Linked DNA regions of Mus musculus: region 2 is linked to region 1. Evidence: chromatin loops called from intact Hi-C (ENCODE). Cell type or tissue: left cerebral cortex. All regions are shown on one strand. Each heading gives the region's core, and the rest is flanking DNA. Links, peaks and the distances in the headings are about the cores only.

What was found. Hi-C counts contacts between places; a loop is a spot of excess contacts. Peaks named below come from ENCODE experiments on the same cell type or tissue, not always from the same donor. Only the 100,000 strongest peaks of a DNase experiment are listed, where the experiment ranks them.
Region 2: it touches region 1 in a loop (15-fold over the local background); 25 of 42 quality-filtered maps call a loop at or near these places.

What each region holds. Positions count from the first base shown.
Region 1 is chr2:21,278,384-21,286,742 of GRCm38, reverse strand. No RefSeq gene overlaps it. Among named protein-coding and RNA genes, the nearest start is that of Gm52501, 54 kb to the right of the region's middle. In left cerebral cortex, for the core only: a CTCF peak has its summit at 5,756 (motif pointing left); DNase peaks (open chromatin) are centred at 3,821 and 5,748; H3K4me3 peaks cover 256 bases.
Region 2 is chr2:21,924,198-21,932,556 of GRCm38, reverse strand. Gm39767 (a long non-coding RNA gene) reads left to right here. Exons shown (of 6, transcript XR_866004.1): 3 at 5,989-6,120. Among named protein-coding and RNA genes, the nearest start is that of Gm39767, 36 kb to the left of the region's middle. In left cerebral cortex, for the core only: CTCF peaks have their summits at 4,713 (motif pointing right) and 6,338; a DNase peak (open chromatin) is centred at 4,755.

The DNA of each region.
Region 1 (8,359 bases), core at 295-8,294:
GTTGTTCCACCTATAAGGTTGCAGATCCCTTTAGCTCTTTGGGTACTTTCTCTAGCTCCTCCACTGGGGGCCCTGTGATCCATCCAATAGCTGACTGTGAGCATCTACTTCTGTGTTTGCTAGGCACTGACATAGTCTCACAAGAGACAGCTATATCTGGGTCCTTTCAGCAAACTCTTGTTAGTGTATGCAATGGTGTCAGCGTTTGGAAGCTGATTATGGGATGGATCCCCGGATATGGCAGTCTCTAGATGGTCCATCCTTTCGTCTCAGCTCCAAACTTTGTCTCTGTAACTCCTTCCATGGGTGTTTTGTTCCCAATTCTAAGAAGGGGCAAAGTGTCCACACTTTGGTCTTCATTCTTCTTGAGTTTCATGCGTTTAGCAAATTGTATCTTATATCTTGGGTATCCTAAGTTTCTGGGCTAATATCCACTTATCAGTGAGTACATATTGTGTGAGTTCCTTTGTGATTGGGTTAACTCACTCAGGATGATGCCCTCCAGGTCCATCCATTTGCCTAGGAATTTCATAAATTCATTCTTTTTAATAGCTGAGTAGTACTCCATTGTGTAAATGTACCACATTTTCTGTATCCATTCCTCTGTTGAGGGACATCTGGGTTCTTTCCAGCTTTTGGCTATTATAAATAAGGCTGCTATGAACATAGTGGAGCATGTGTCCTTCTTACCGGTTGGAACATCTTCTGGATATATGCCCAGGAGAGGTATTGCTGGATCCTCCGGTAGTACTATGTCCAATTTTCTGAGGAACCTCCAGACTGCTTTCCAGAGTGGTTGTACAAGCTTGCAATCCCACCAACAATGGAGGAGTGTTCCTCTTTCTCCACATCCTTGCCAGCATCTGCTGTCACCTGAATTTTTTGATCTTAGCCATTCTGACTGGTGTGAAGTAGAATCTCAGGGTTGTTTTGATTTGCATTTCCCTGATGATTAAGGATGTTGAACATTTTTTCAGGTGCTTCTCTGCCATTCGTTATTCCTCAGGTAAGAATTCTTTGTTCAGCTCTGGGTCCCATTTTTTAATGGGGTTATTTGATTTTCTGGAGTCCACCTTCTTGAGTTCTTTATATATGTTGGATATTAGTCCCCTATCTGATTTAGGATAGGTAAAGATCCTTTCCCAATCTGTTGGTGGTCTTTTTGTCTTATTGACGGTGTCTTTTGCCTTGCAGAAGCTTTGCAACTTTATGAGGTCCCATTTATCGATTCCCAATCTTACAGCACAAGCCATTGCTTTTCTATTCAGGAATCAGAAAGGCGTTTTCAATGTGTTGAACATATTAGTAGAAGGAGATGGACCATTTCATGAATATCTCCAACAAACATAGACAGAATCCACCCACACAGTGGCTCAACTTGCCTCACACAAAAAGCAATTCTGGCTCTGAGTCAACCTGAGTGTTGGGGTCCTTGCTTGCATGTCCAGATTGTTCCAGATACAATTGGACTTCCTTTCTCTAGAGTCTTCTTTTCCTAGAGTCTATCCTATTCTAGGAAGCTAGGATCTCCAGCCTCTCCGCTTCTTCAGGAAAGGTCACTGCATCCTGCAGGTTCCTGAAACCTAGCATTTGGTCTGTAGTTCTCAGTCCGTAATTCATATTTGGATAGGAATTGTGTTTATCAGAGTTAAGAATTGGTGGTTGGCCAGAAACTAATTCCAACTGATAACCATTAGCAAGTGGAAAATTAGTTTTCTCTAAAGAAGTCTGACTGGGTAAACAAACCACTCTTAAGGCCAGGCCCCATGCAAAGCACAAGATGGACTCAGATTTATTTTTAGAGGTTTTGTCACATGTCGCCCTTTTTTTTTTTTTTTTTTTTTGGCCTTGCCAACAAGTCTGTTTATATACCATGGTTTCCAATTTTGTGTTTTTAGGGTATTTCTATGTGTGCCAATCTGTGTGTCTCTGTGTCTATATGTATTTCTTGTTCTTTGTCTTTGGCTCTTGCTTTTCCAATCATTTGTTTGCTTTGTCTTATTATTAAGGTTTGTTTCTGTTTTGTTGTAGTTGTTGTTTTAAGATTCCTGTTCGGTTTTGGTTTGGTTTTGGTTTGGTTTGGTTTTTGTTTCTGAGAAAGAGCAAGAAAGGATGTAGATTCGGGTGGTTGGAGAGGTGAGGAAGATATGAGAAAAGTCAAGGAAGAGAAAACCATAATCAGAATTTATTGTATGAAAAAAGTATCTATTTTCAACCAAAAAAAAAAAATGATTGTTGACCAGGCATGGTGGCGCACACCTTTGATCCCAGCGCTCGGGAGGCAGAGGCAGGAGGATCTCTGAGTTTGAGAAAGGATTCCTGGTTTACAGAGAAAGTTCCAGGACAGCCAGGGATACACATAGAAACCCTGTCTCAAAAAAAGCCAACAGTAAATAACTGGTGGTAAGAGAATGAAGTGAAGGCTTTTTACTGTCCAGGAAGGACACTAGACAGGGCAGGGGGATAGGCACTGGGCATCTGGCTCCATAGTTAAGAGCAATTGCTGTGCAGTCATAAAAACCAAGGACTAAAGTTCATATCCCAGCACCCACATAATAATCCAAATATCCTGCACACACCCGTGACCCCAGCTCAGAAGGAAACAGAGAAAGATGGTCTCTGGGACGAGCCAGCTTCCACACTAACTGAGAAAATACAGCCAGGGTTCAGGAAGAAACCTTGCCTCAAAGGAATAGGCCTCAGAGTATAGAAGAGAACACTCACTCAGCCTTCCTTCTCTTCTGGTCTTTGCACAAGTACATAGCCAATCACTCATGTACACATACATTCACATGCAAATTAACTAATTGTGCTTTTACAGAAAAGCATATTAAGCTTAGAGAAAGCATGTGGTGAAGAAAATCATCTAAAAATGATAAATTAAATGGTTTGATGCAGAATAATGGGATTTCGTTTACTCTTGAAATTGAAAGCCAGCAATAGGAGTAAAGGGTTGTTTCTCTAGCCCTTCCTGTTCACATGAATCTAAAAGGTGTAACTTTAAAACACATATGCCTGTCATGATTGACATAACCAAACCCCAAAAGCCAAATCTGAATGAAGGAATGAGGAGTCTTGGAGGAAGGCCAGCCAGTGATGGACAGATCATGGGCATCTGCAGGCCAACAATGAGGAGGTCATATTTACCTGCAGGCCAGTGATGGAAAGGTCATGGCCACCTGCAGGCCAGTGATAGACAGGTCATAGCCATCTGCAGGCCAGACAGGTAATAGCAAGCTGCTGGCCAGTGATGGACAGATTATGGTCATCTACCTGTTGTAGTGCCAGTGATAGACAGGTCATGGCTACCTGACTGTTCTAGAACAGAAACTTCACCATGTCCCACAGTGATAGAAGGCTCACATAGATTCGAGGAGTCTAACACAATGAATATGAGTGCATACCTGAACCTAGAGCTGTAGGAATATACAGTGAGCAAGATGTTGTTACTCTTCCTGAAATTCCTAGCCATCCAACCAGAACCCGATCAGAATAAGATACGAGTGAATGCAGTCTTTCAGGTTATAAAAAGCCAGTACTGAGGACACCAAAACTCTAGTCAGAAAGGCAACAGTCTATTCAACTGTAAACAAACACTCCCAAGAGCAGACTCTCTGTCCAGCATGCGGAATGCACATCACATGAAATCGCCTACTTAACCTCAGAGCCTTAGCTACCAAGTCTGCTTTGCAGAGAGGTCCTTTCCTCATTATGTGGCTGAGAGGATTAAATGAGCCAACACTTGCAGAGCATGTGAAAGCGCCTTGGATACACAGAGCCTTCTGACTGATTGTTAGCTACTTTGATTCTGACGATTGCTAATTAGGAAGCTGTATTATTACATAGCAATCAGTGTCTTAATCGGTATGAGCAAGAAGATCCACAATTAGGAGAGCAGAGATGGAGGGGAGTGAGCGAGGAGTTGAAATTCAGCAACAGCAAGAAGCTACGGCCTTTCATTCACTACAGGCTACTGCCAGGGTGGCAGTTCAGACCAATGAAAAGAGGCAGAGTGCTTGAGCGTAGGACCGCTCAGTCAGTCTGGGACAAACGTGGGGCTGCTCCTGCCTCACTCTAGTTCTGAGCTCAGCTTAGTGTGGAGCTTGTGTCCCGTGTCCTCACCCGCCCCAGTTCTCTCCTCTCTGGGCTGTTCCTCGTGTTTACCTGCTGCCCTGCTGATAGGAGAGCATATGCGCTAATAGATGAGAGAATCAAGAAGTTACCAACTAGGGATCTACCCTCCTGCTCTGAAACTATGTTCCACCGAGGGCCAGGCCTGTGATCCTCCCCCACCCCCGCCCCGCACACAGCCTCCCACAAGGCATTCTTGTAACTGACTGAGAGTCAAGAAAAACTCTGCCACAGGAAAAAGTTTCTAAACACACAACAATGTCAAATTAAGTGTCTCTGAAAGTGCTCACCCACGCTACATCCTGGGATTTGACTGCATCCAGCCCCGGTTCTGAGTACAATTGTTCATCTTACACATAGCGGCATTCGGTGCAGCACCGGCAATGCAGCTCAAACACCCGGGCTCTGATTCCAGACCTTGCTTGTTATAAACTGGGGATTTTATTGTACATAAAAGGTTTTGTGCTCTTATAGAAATACATGGTTTCATTAGAGGAGAGAAAGCAAAGACTTAGTATTTTCTCCCATAGTTCCCCTGCATGGAAGTATCAAATGGGTTTCCCTGTGGTTTGGATTCTACTAGAAAGCTTGATTTTTAAAACTATTGTTTGAATTGCTGGTTTCAGTTTCTTCCTTCCTTCCTTCCTTCCTTCCTTCCTTCCTTCCTTCCTTCCTCCCTTCCTTCCTTCCTTCCCTCCTTCCTTCCTTTGTCTTAGGGTTAGGGCAGAATTTCCAACAACTTCGAAAATGACCTGAAACACCTGCTGCTACTCTGTACTGCAGACTTATTCACAGTGGTGTTCTCAGCTGCTGATTTTAAAGCCTTAAACCATGATAAGCTGTGTGTTCAGCAGTACCTAATAGTCGCCAACTTAAATTTAAAAATAGTGCAAAAATAAACAAGCACAGACATCTCATTAATATGTAAATTTGTTTAATTATTAATCAATGTTAGAATTATATGTACAGCAAATAATTGCTTTAAAATGCATTTCCTTATGATGATGCTTTTAATCAGTAAATGCTTTGCTTCTAATATGTATTTTGTATAACTATATGCCTGAGGTCACATAAGACTTTTTTTTTTAGGTGATAAGGAGTTAACTGGGAAAAGTGTAAGATGCCTCAGTATAGTGTAGTGTAGTGTAGTGTAGTAGACTGAAACAGGAGAACCACAGTTCAGGGTCTGCTGGGTCACAAAGAGAGTTCAAACTAAGCAGCCTTGTCTCAAAACATAGAAAATTTTGAAAAATTAAATATAGAAGAAAAAAGAGTGGGAGGTATCTAGAAGGCAGCATGCTTATCTAGCCTGCCTGAGCCCCTGGGTTCAATCCCTAGAACAGCCAATAAACACATACACACGCGTACACACAGAGACAACTACAACCACATGGGATCCCAAGAGAGCTGACCATCCTCCACACACCTGTTCCACACTCAAGGCTGACAGGAAGGAACTGTGAGGTGAGCTTCTGGGAATGGGGAAACTGAGGTAGTTCTCAGAGCTCTTAACTTGCTGAGTCTCTGACCGATTCGAGCCTTGTGATCCGGAGCATAGAACATGGTGATGCTCAGGCCCTGAGAGCACTGCAGCCTGGGAACCGATGTCCAGGCGCCCCCTAGTGGTCTAGGTTCCTGCTGTGCCGGCCACCACCTGCCTTCCAGGCCCAGAAGCATGAGACTGGAGCTGTGCCCACCTCAGTGAAGTGGCCTGTGGACATGTGGGACACCTGCTGTCCTTGCAGCCGACCTGGCTTCCTGTGGAGCTCATTAGGCAGAGGCAGAAGTGCATGCCAGGCTTGCTTTCATAGTTAATTCTACCTCACGGCAAAGCTGACCCTTGTTCAGTTTTTGTCTGGGTAGCAGGAGCTACCTACCTCTCCGTGAGGTAGCTTTTGGGGAACAAACTGGAATATTTGTGGAATTGGCATGAGGTCCTCTTTCTCTGTGTTCTGTCCCACATGTGAAATGAAGGGACTAGAAGCAACCGCAAAGTTAACTCAAACCTTTTAACACTCATCTAGCACAATTCTATAGATTGGCCCCAAGGCTCTTGGTTCAGACCCGCATTCATGCTGAGTCAGAACTAGGCAACACTATCATGTGAAGGGCATGGACAGATGACAAACTGCAAGACTCACATCTCAGTTCATCACTTCTAAACTGTAATGTCAAAGGGGGGAAACAAAAACACCTAACCTCTCTCTCTGACTATTTATCCATAAAAGGAATGATAGCAATCGCTGCCTTCTGGGGTCCCAAGGAGGAGTAAATGAATTCAGTATGTAAAGCCCTTGGAATAGACACTTCCATGAGCACCATGCCATTTGTATTAGTTAATGTGAGCCCTGCTATGTAACAGGAATATCAGTTATCGTTATTATGTATTGTATTGTCCATTACTGTATGCATTGCCTTATCATGTCTATAAGCCTATTATTAAATTCATTCTGCAGATGCAGGAACTAAGAAAGAATGATGGCAAGCATCTCACAGAAGTCACCTTGTAAATGGCCAAATTGGAGTCCAGGATTAGGGCCCTGTCTGTGCAATCACTCCATGGTAAATCTACATTCTATAAAAGAATGTGTAAAGGAACTGTTAGCTACCCTTTCACAGGACTGTGAGAAGGGGATTGAGCAGTACAATAGGCGACCCAACAGGAAGGGCTTGAGCCAGGCCGTAACACATAGACAGCCAAAAGAGCATGTGACTGAAGCCTAAGAGAACATGGACACGTGTGAGGTGGCTAGGCATGTCTTAGTGCCATAGTTTTCAGGTTTAGATCTGAATGTCCTTCACAGTTAAATCAAGGATGCTAAAAACAATAGCCCCTAAGAATTAAAATTTCCTAGGGAAATTTTAATGCTGAAAGAGGAAAAGGCTGAAGCCTGGCCCTGCAGGAGAAGACATCAGAGTTCTGATGGTACTTCTGGGCTCTTTTTCCATCCGTTCCATAAGATAGTTATATCATGACAGAGGGTGGAGATTAACGAGGAGTAATTCTTTCCCGAGACAAACTGTAAACAAATGTGTTTTGTTTACCAGTTTCTGATTCAAAATTTCTTTGAAAATACAGGGGAACTAAGATGGTGGGATAGTGGAACCAAATGCTCTGGGGCCTTGGTCCCCAGCTTGGTGATTGGATTCTGACAGCTTGGACCTGCCTGCAGATGAATCTTTTGTTGGATTCATAACATGATGGTTAAAAAGAGGCCCGGGAATGTCAACTAGATCAAGCCACATTGAAAGGAATCACTGGGGTGTGCATTAGAGCTGTATTTTGCTCTGGCCTCTTGTTCTCCTCTTCCTCTATCTGCTTCTTGTGAGCTTCTTTGCCACGCCACTCCCACCATGATGGACTGGAGTCTTGCAGACCATTAGCAAGATTTATTTCCTCTATTACCTTCTTTTGGCCAGCTTTTTGTTTACCTGGTGAAAGTTGATTGCTTCAAGTGAGGAGCAAACAAGAAAGTGGAAGGGACAGTAAGTCTGAATAGACTTGTACCCACACCAAGTTGCCACGTCCTGATGCCATGCCAGATGCCCTACTGAGCTATTGGGCCATGGCAGCAAAGAACCATCACAGGAGGGTGGAAGCTTGCACAAGAGAACTTGCCTCCTTCCACAGGAGAAACCGATATATGCTGATGTGGAAATAGTCTGGAATTCCCCCGAGGTATAGGGTGTAGTCCAGAGGATGGGTTGAGCATACACGAGGCCATGAGCTCAATCCTCAGCTCTGGGATAAGGAAAGAAAATACTCAAGAGAAAGCCCACTCGCTTGCCTTGAGATTTGGAAGTCGGGTGACAGGAATCTCTGCTCCACCATGATTCCTTACATGGCTTCATGTGTGTTGCAAAGTGATTAGGAATGAAAAGAGAAACCAAATAGACATCCAGATCCAGTTCTCAGCTCCCCTGTTCCCTTCCATGCACAGCTATGGCATGCAATTCCATCTCTGATCTTCCCTTGATTCTGGAGACGCCCTGCTTTCTGTAATATTTTGTGAAACACTGTTGTTACTGCCACAGTTCAGATATGGGGTGGGTGGATCTGCAAAGTTGCATATGCTGAAGTCTTGGTTCCCCAGCATGCAGCTATATAGGAATGGAGCTTTTCAGAGATGGGACCTGATAGAAAGCAAGCTTGGGGTGTTGGGGCCCTGTCCCCAGGATTAATAAGTTGCTAGGAAAGTGCATCACATGATCAGCAAGCCTGCTCCCT
Region 2 (8,359 bases), core at 248-8,247, 650 kb before region 1:
GTCCTGGATTTCCTGAATGTTTTGAGTTAGGATCTTTTTGCATTTTGCATTTTCTTTGATAGTTTTGTTCATATTCCCTATGGAATCTTCTGCACCTGAGATTCTCTCTTCCATTTCTTGTATTCTGTTCCTGATGCTCACATCTATGGTTCCTGATTTCTTTCCTAGGGTTTCTATCTCCAGAGTTGTCTCCCTTTGGGTTTTCTTCATTGGTTCTTCTTCCATTTTTAGATCTTGGATGGTTTTGTTCAATTCCATTGCCTATTTGGTTGTGTTTTCCTGTAATTCTTTAAGGGATTTTTGTGTTTCTTCTACCTGTTTAGCAGTGTTTGCCTGTAGTTCTTTAAGGATTTCTACCTGTTTCACAGTGTTCTCCTGTAATTACTTGAGGGATTTTTGTGTTTCCTCTTTAAGGGCTTCTACTTGTTTAACAGTATTCTCATGTAATTCCTTGAGGGATTTTTGTTCTTCCTCTTTAAGGGCTTCTACCTCTTTATCACTCTTCTCCTGTATTTCTTTACATGAGTTATTAATGACCTTCTTTAAATCTTCTACCACCATCATGAGATATGATTTTTAAATCCGTGTCTTGCTTTTCGGGTGTGCTAGGCTTACCAGGACTCGGTGTGGTAGGTGTACTGGGTTCTAATGATGCCCAGTATTCTTGGTTTCTGTTAGTAAGATTCTTATGTTTGCCTTTTGCCATCTGGAAATCTCTGGTGTTAATGATCAAGCTTTCTCTCATTGGAGCTTGATCCTCCTGTGATTCTGTTAGCCTCTGTCAGCACTCTTGGGAGTCCAACTCTCACCTGAGTTCCAGTGGTCAGAGCACTCTCTACAGGCAAGCTCTCCTCTTGCAGGGCAGGTGTCCAGCAGTCTGGGGCTCTGATCCACCTCTTGAGTTCTGTGGTCAGAACCCTCCCTGTAGGCTGACTCTCCTCTGGCAAGGAATGTGCCCAGGGGTCTGGGTCTGAGGATAAAGGCCTGAGGGGACCCTGACCAAGAAGCTCTGTTGCTCCTATTGCCCACATGCTCTCAGATCATCAGGAGGTCCTGGGTGTGCTAGAGGTCCTGTGGCGTGTAGAGCCCTCTGGTGCCCTAGATGCCCTCAGCCTGGTTCATGGAGAAGATGGCGGAGCTGGCCCCTACCTGAATGGATCCCAGCCTCTGGTCAGGTGGGTTCCGTTGTCCCTTTTCCTGCTGGCACAAGACCCTGCTCGATTCTTTGTAGCTGATGATGTGTTCCACTCACCTGTGATCTCGGGGTCCTGCAGAGTGGAAAGCACTCTGGAGCCCTCAGCAGCCTCCGGTGGGCTCAGAAGGAAGATGGTGGGGGTGACCCTGACCAGAATGCTGGTTTGGTCTTCTTATTGTGTACTGGATTTCCTAGATGTTTTGGGTTAGGATCATTTTGCATTTTGCATTTTCTTTGATTGTTGTGTCCATGTTCTCTATGAAATCTGCATCTGAGATTCTCTCTTCCATCTCTTGTATTCTGTTGCTGATGCTTGCATCTATGGTTCCTGATTTCTTTCCTAGGGTTTCTATCTCCAGAGTTGTCTCCCTTTGGGTTTTCTTCATTGGTTCTACTTCCATTTTTAGATCTTGGATGGTTTTGTTCAATTCCATGACCTGTTTGGTTGCGTTTTTCTGTAATTCTTTAAGGGATTTTTTTGGTGTTTCCTCTTTAAGGACTTCTACATGTTTAGCAGTGTTTTCCTGTAATTCTTTAAGGACTTCTACCTGTTTAGCAGTGTTCTCCTGTATTTCTTTAAGTGAGTTATTATTGCCCTTCTTAAATTCCTCTACCAGCATCATAAGATATGATTTTAAATCTGAATCTTGCTTTTTGGGTGTGTTAGGGTATCCAGAACTCGCTGTGGTGGGCATACTGGGTTTTGATAATGCCAAGTGGTCTTGGTTTCTGTTAATAAGATTCTTTCATTTGCCTTTCACCATCTGGTAATCTCTTGCGTTAATGTTCTAACTTTCTCTGGCTGGAGCTTGTTCCTCCTGTGATTCTCTAGCCTTTGTCAGCCCTCCTGGGAGTCCAACTCTTTCCTGAGTCCCAGTGGTTAGAGCACTCTCTACAGGCAAGCTCTTCTCTTGCAGGGAAGGTGCACAGAGGTCTGGAGCTCAGATCCACCTCCTGAGTCCTGAGGTCAGAGCCCTCCCTGTAGGCTGACTCTCCTCTGGCAGGGAAGGTGCCCAGGAGTCTGGGTCTCAGCTCTGCCTCCTGGCTGAGGATAAAGGCCCAAAGTGATCCTGTCCAAGGAGCTCTGTTGCTTCTGCTGCCCCCATGCTCTCCTGAGTAGACTGGTCTCAGTGATCTCATGATCCTTTGTGTGCTAGGACCTGCCCAGTTTGCACCCAAGATGGCACAGAGCTGGCGCTGACTGGAACAAACCCCAGCAGCTGGTTGGGTGGGATTCCTTTGTCCCTGTTCCTGCTGGCACAAGACCCTCTGTGTTTTTTGGAACAGATGTTGCATTCTACTCACCAGTTATCTCAAGATCCTGGGTGTGCTAGGGCACCTACAGTGTTGAGAGTCTTCTGGGGACCTTGGGACCCTCCACCAAGTTTGTGCCCAAGATCTATTGATTTCCTTTATCTTATCTTTTATGCCTGAGATTCTGTCATCCATCTCCTGTATTTTGTTGGTCATTCTTATATCTGTAGTTTCTCTTCTCTTTCTAAAGTTTTCTATTTCCAAGATTGCATCAATGTCATGTTTTCTTTATTGCTTCTTTTTCATTTTCAGGTCTTAGACAGTTTTATTAATATCCTTCACCGGTTTGATTGTAGTCTCCTGTATTTCTTTATATTTATTTGATTCTTCTTTTAATGCTTCTACCTGTTTGAATGTTTTTTCCTGTATTTCCTTAAGAGATTTATTCATGTTCCCTTTAAAGCTCTATCATCTTTGTAAGATTAAATTTAAAGTCCTCTTCTTGTGCTTCAATTTCATTAGGATATCCAAGATTTGTTTTAGCAGGATAGCTGGGCTCTGGATGTACCATATTGCTCTCGGTCTTGTTGATTTTGTTCTTAGGCTGTTCTTTAGGCACCTGGTTTTCCCTGGTGTTGGCTGGATAATCCTGATAGGAGCAGAACTTTTCAGGAAGGAGAAAGGAGCCCTGAGCCAGACAATGGAGGTCAGAAGACTCTGCTGTCTGTGCCTCAAGCAGACTCCACTGACAAGGGATTGGTAGAACAATGTTCCAAGCTGTTAAATCTTCAGGGTCTTCTCAGGCCTCTTGGAGTAGTAGGAGGCTCTTGGGGTCTTGCTAGGGTCCTCAGGACCAAAACAATGAGGCCAGAGTTAGACAATGGAGCTCATGGAATGCCTGGCAACTCATGTCTGCAGGCTGTGTTGCTGGCAGACTGGAGTGGAAAGGAATTGTTGGAGCAGAATTCCAAACTGTTTAGTCTTAGGGCCTCCTAAGACAGGGAAGCAGGACGTTCTTGGGGTTCTGCAAGACTTCTCAGGATTGAAGAGCAAGAGCAGAGTTAGACAATGGAGCTTAGAGGATCAAGCACAACTCACCTTTGCAGGCTGTGCCCTAGGCAGACTCAATTAGGATGGCGAGAAGATCAGACTGGGATGGAATTGGTGGGGTAGGGTTTCAAGCTAGTTAGTTTTGGGGACCCAAAGGTTTCCATGGGAAAGCAAGATGCTCTTGGGTTTCCACAAGGTCCTCCGGACTGAAGAAGAAGCCCAGAGCTTGACAACGGGCCCCTTTCATACTTGAGAAAAATATTGCATAATTTATTTGTCAGTTTTATAACTATCTTTAAGTAATTTTATTACACACACGCACACACACACACACACACACACACACACACACATATATGTATATGTTTACATATGAAAGTTGTAAACTGTTTCCCATTACCTGATGGTTTCTCTTTTGCTTTTGCTTTTTATTAATTCACTCACTTTTTCTGCAGTACTGACTCTACTGGATTTCCAGAGGTAGTATGAGTAGGTCCAGATGCTCAAATCCTGTGGTAAGATATTACCGTTCCTTACTGTCAGCTTCTTCTAAGCACTCTTTTCCTTGGATTTTTACAGCCTACAGCTCCAGGCTGAGGAGCAACCTGCAGAAGGAGATTGTTTCTCATCCAATAGATAAGAGGAAGTTCTACTCCCAAAGTGTCTTGACCTAATTCATATTCACCTCCCATGACAGAAGTGAAGTTGAGAGATATTTGGATCCAAATCTACCCTGAGCTGTATGAAAAATGCAGGCAGATACTCTCCTAAGGAAGACTTGGCTGTGATACTAAAGAATGTGGGGTGGGCAGTGCTCTGGCACCACTCCCACTGTCTGACTGTCTTTCTGTCTGTCTGTCTTCCCCTGCTGGCACTTGGGATGGACCTCTTGGCCTCGGGCATGTCATTGAGCTGTGTCCCCAGCCTTTCCACTTACACTTTTATTTCTTGGGTTTTATTTTATTTTATTTTAACAGCACCTGGATTTCTTGAGTATAATCTGACTGTGCTAACTAGCTCCCAGTTTTTTTCCTGTTCTGATAGCATCTCTAAACAAAGTTAATGCTTTACGTTGCTTTATAATCACTGCTTATAGACCAGGTAGTTACAATGTAATCAGTAACTGTATTTACTGAATCAAGCTAAAAAGAAAAAAAAAAAAAAAAAAAACTCTTTTAAAAGTATTTAATAGTATTGGCCACCAGGTGTCCTCCCAGTTCCAGGAAATGTCTATACATCCCCAGACATTTTCCACTTTATTTGATTTGCTTTGAGAATGTTAACCAGATAATGTTTAATGAGATCTTTGTTCCAAATCTGGTTTTAAAATGTTATACCCTTAAGAAATAAGATATTAAATGTTCAGAGTAGCAGACCTTCAAACTAGACTTACAGGGATATTTCCACATGTTAAATGTTCTAGCACCCTTTAAGCTCTGACTATCTCTGAATTGTGGGAGTCCTTGAGGCCACCTTGAGTTCTTAAGTTGTTAGAAATGCTAACACTGCAATGTGGCAATTATACACTATTATTCTCTTTAAAGGCTAACTGTGAAGAGTTCTTTTTTTTTAAAGTATGCTTTGTTAATGTTAATGTTTGTTCCTGCAAGACCAAAAAGATGTACTTATATCTGTTATAAAATATGTGATCAGAAGAACGATGAATCTAGAATGGAATTTGGAAGACCCTTTCCCCTCAGCTTTTCCACACACACCTAAATTGAAGTTTCTTGTAGGCATCAACAACTGGTTCTCTCACAGGTATTGAATAGACACTTAAATCATCACAGGTGGTCCAAAATACATAGACATCTCTTAGTGTCCCTGGAAGACTGGTTCTATACCCTCTCAACCTTGCAGCTACCCATACCTGAAGATGTTCAAGTCCTTTACAAAAGGGATGTACTACTTTAATATAATCTATGTATAACATCCTACCTTAAGTCACCTCTAGATTACTTATAATATCTATGAGAGGCCAACATTAAGTTGATATAATAAAGACTATTCCCTGGGTATGACCAACCCACAGATATAAGGAAGCATGGTTCTTTGACCTAATAACAATGGCAACAAACTATGCAAATGTGATAAAGCTATAGTTGAGCCTGTAGGAATCATAAAGAAGGTATTAGTATCATGTCTTAGAGAGGTGGGACTCTCGACTGAATTCAACTCCCACTCCTGTTAGCTCCCTCCCAGTTGCAGGTGTTATGGGTATAAAAAGAAGAAAACTGAGTGGGAATGTGACTCAGTGAGGTGGCTTTCATAAGTCATGATCCATGCTGATGTGGGACATTGGGATCATCCATTCCCCTATAAGTAACACTAAAGTTTCTATACTAAATTGACTGGTTCAGGTGTTTAGACTTGGATGCAATCCTTTTTTTGGTCTGGAAACTTGGCTGGGATGAATAGACATTTCTTTATACCTCATGATCAATAACTCACTGTAATGTAAACAGTTGTTATATGTTATTTCTTTTTAGGAAATAGCATTAAGAAATCGATCTGTCCACATCCTGCACAGGTGTGTCACACGGTACAACCTGTTCTTCTTGGATACTTGTTTTCTTGTGATTGGTTGAATCTAGGAAATACAGGAACCAGGGGATTCAGAGGTAGGGTATTCTTTGTTATTTCTTGTTCTTTTTAAGCAGTTTGAAAAACAACCCTTGAAACTGATGAATGCTTAAGACAGAGGAGCAAACACAATACTCTGGAAGACCTGGGATGATTGTTGATTTTATGTATACAACATTTCTCTTATTTGAAGGCTAGAGAGATGCCTCAGTGGCTAAGAACATGGCAGCTCTTGGAGAGGACTCCGTTCAATTCCCAGCAGCCACATGGGGGCTCACAATCACTGTAACTCCAGTTCCAAGAGATCTGATGTCTTTTTGTAGTCTTCACAGGCCCTCCATGAATACCGCACAAAGACACACCTAAAGACAACCACAAACACACAAATATGTAAGTAAATAAGTAAATAAGTCTTCAAAGAGGCTTCCTTTTTACTTGACTTAGTTTTACATTTTTCTTTTTATTGAAAATACATCCATTTCTCATATGATATACCATGAGAAAAGAAAAATCATATCAAAGTTGGACAAGCAAACCCAACAGAAGTAAAATTTCCCAAGTGCAGGAATGAGAGTCAGAGACCCACCTATTCCTACACTCAGGAGTCCCATAAAAATACTAAGCTGAAAGCTACAATATATATGCAGAGGACCTGGTGCAGACCAGTGCAGGGCCTGTGCCTGCTGCTTCAGACTCTGTGAGTTCCTATGAGCCTGCTTCATTGATTCAGAGGAACTTGTTCTCCATCCCTATACTCTGCAGATCCTCTTACATAGTGTTCCTGAGCTTGGGGGAGAGAGATTTGATGGAGACATGCCATTTAGAGCTGTGCATTCCAAGAACTCTCTTTCTTTCTGCATAATGTCTGATGATGTGTCTTGTTTTTTCCTGTCTCTTGCAGAAGGAAGCTTCTTCTTTTTTTAAAAAAAATATTTTTTATTAGGTATTTTCCTCATTTATGTTTCCAATGCTATCCCAAAAGTCTCCCATACCCTCCCTCTTACTCCTCTACCCACCCACTCCCACTTTTTGGCCCTGGCGTTCCCCTGTACTGGGGCATATAAAGTTTGCAAGTCCAATGGGCCTCTCTTTCCAGTGATCTAGGCCATCTTTTGATACATACGCAGCTAGAGTCAAGAGCTCTGGGGTACTGGTTAGTTCATAATGTTGTTCCATCTATAGGGTTGTGGATCCCTTTAGCGTTATGATGACTGAATACGGCACTGCTCTGTGAGTATATGGGAATATTCTTAGGAGTCATTTTATTAATAGTTTTTCTTTAGACCAATAGTGTTTGGTTTTACCCTAGGTCTCTGGTCTATCTAGTCTCTGGCTCTTGGTCAGCCACGCAGTGTTGGGTATGGATTCCATCTTGTGGACTGGGCCATAAGTCAGTCAGACATTGTTTGGCTCTTCCCACAAGTCTGTACCACTGTTACTCTAGCCCATCTATAAGGCAGAACAGGTTGTAGGTCAAAGGTTTCGTATCTGGGTTGGTGTTCATGTTTCTCCTTTGGTAGCCTGCAGAGTACCTTCTTGCACCAAAGACACTGACTAGAATGTGGGGGTGAAGCTCCATGTAGGCACTAGCTCAACTTCTCCACATTCAATGTTCAATGAGTTCTGTATGTGCTGTCCTCAGTAATGAGGCCTCAGTGTCAGTTTTCAGAGAGCAACTCATTATCTTAACAACAGTCTAGTTTGTTTGGAGATTTCCCCTGCCCCTCCCCCCCAAAAAAATCAATTGAATACTACTGGAAACCTCATGTGGTGACAAGAGTTAGACAGTTGGGACTCTGCATTCCTCATTATTAGGAGATCTTATTAGGACTGCCTTCAAATGTTTTAGGAAATTTACATTGCATTAGGTTTCCATATTGTCTCTCAGATGCCCCTCAATAGCATCTGTCTCTCCCTGAATCCTCTCCCGAAACCCAGTCTTTCCTCCCTGTCCACATCTGATCATCCCTTTCTGTCCCCACCTGCCCCAGTCCACCTCCAACATCTATTCTATTTCTCAACACTAGGACGAGCCATAGAAGGAACTCAAATGGCTGGGAACTACTTAAAGAAATGTTCAACATTCTTAGCCATTATGAAAATGTAATCTACTCTTCAAAATCAAATGTCCTTCAAGATTTTATCTTACACCTGTCAGAATGGCTAAGCTCAATAACACAAGTGACATGCAGTTAAGGATGCAGAATAAGGGGAACAATCTTCCTTTGCTGGTGGGAATGCAAATGTGTACAGCCACTATCAAAGTCAATAGGGTGA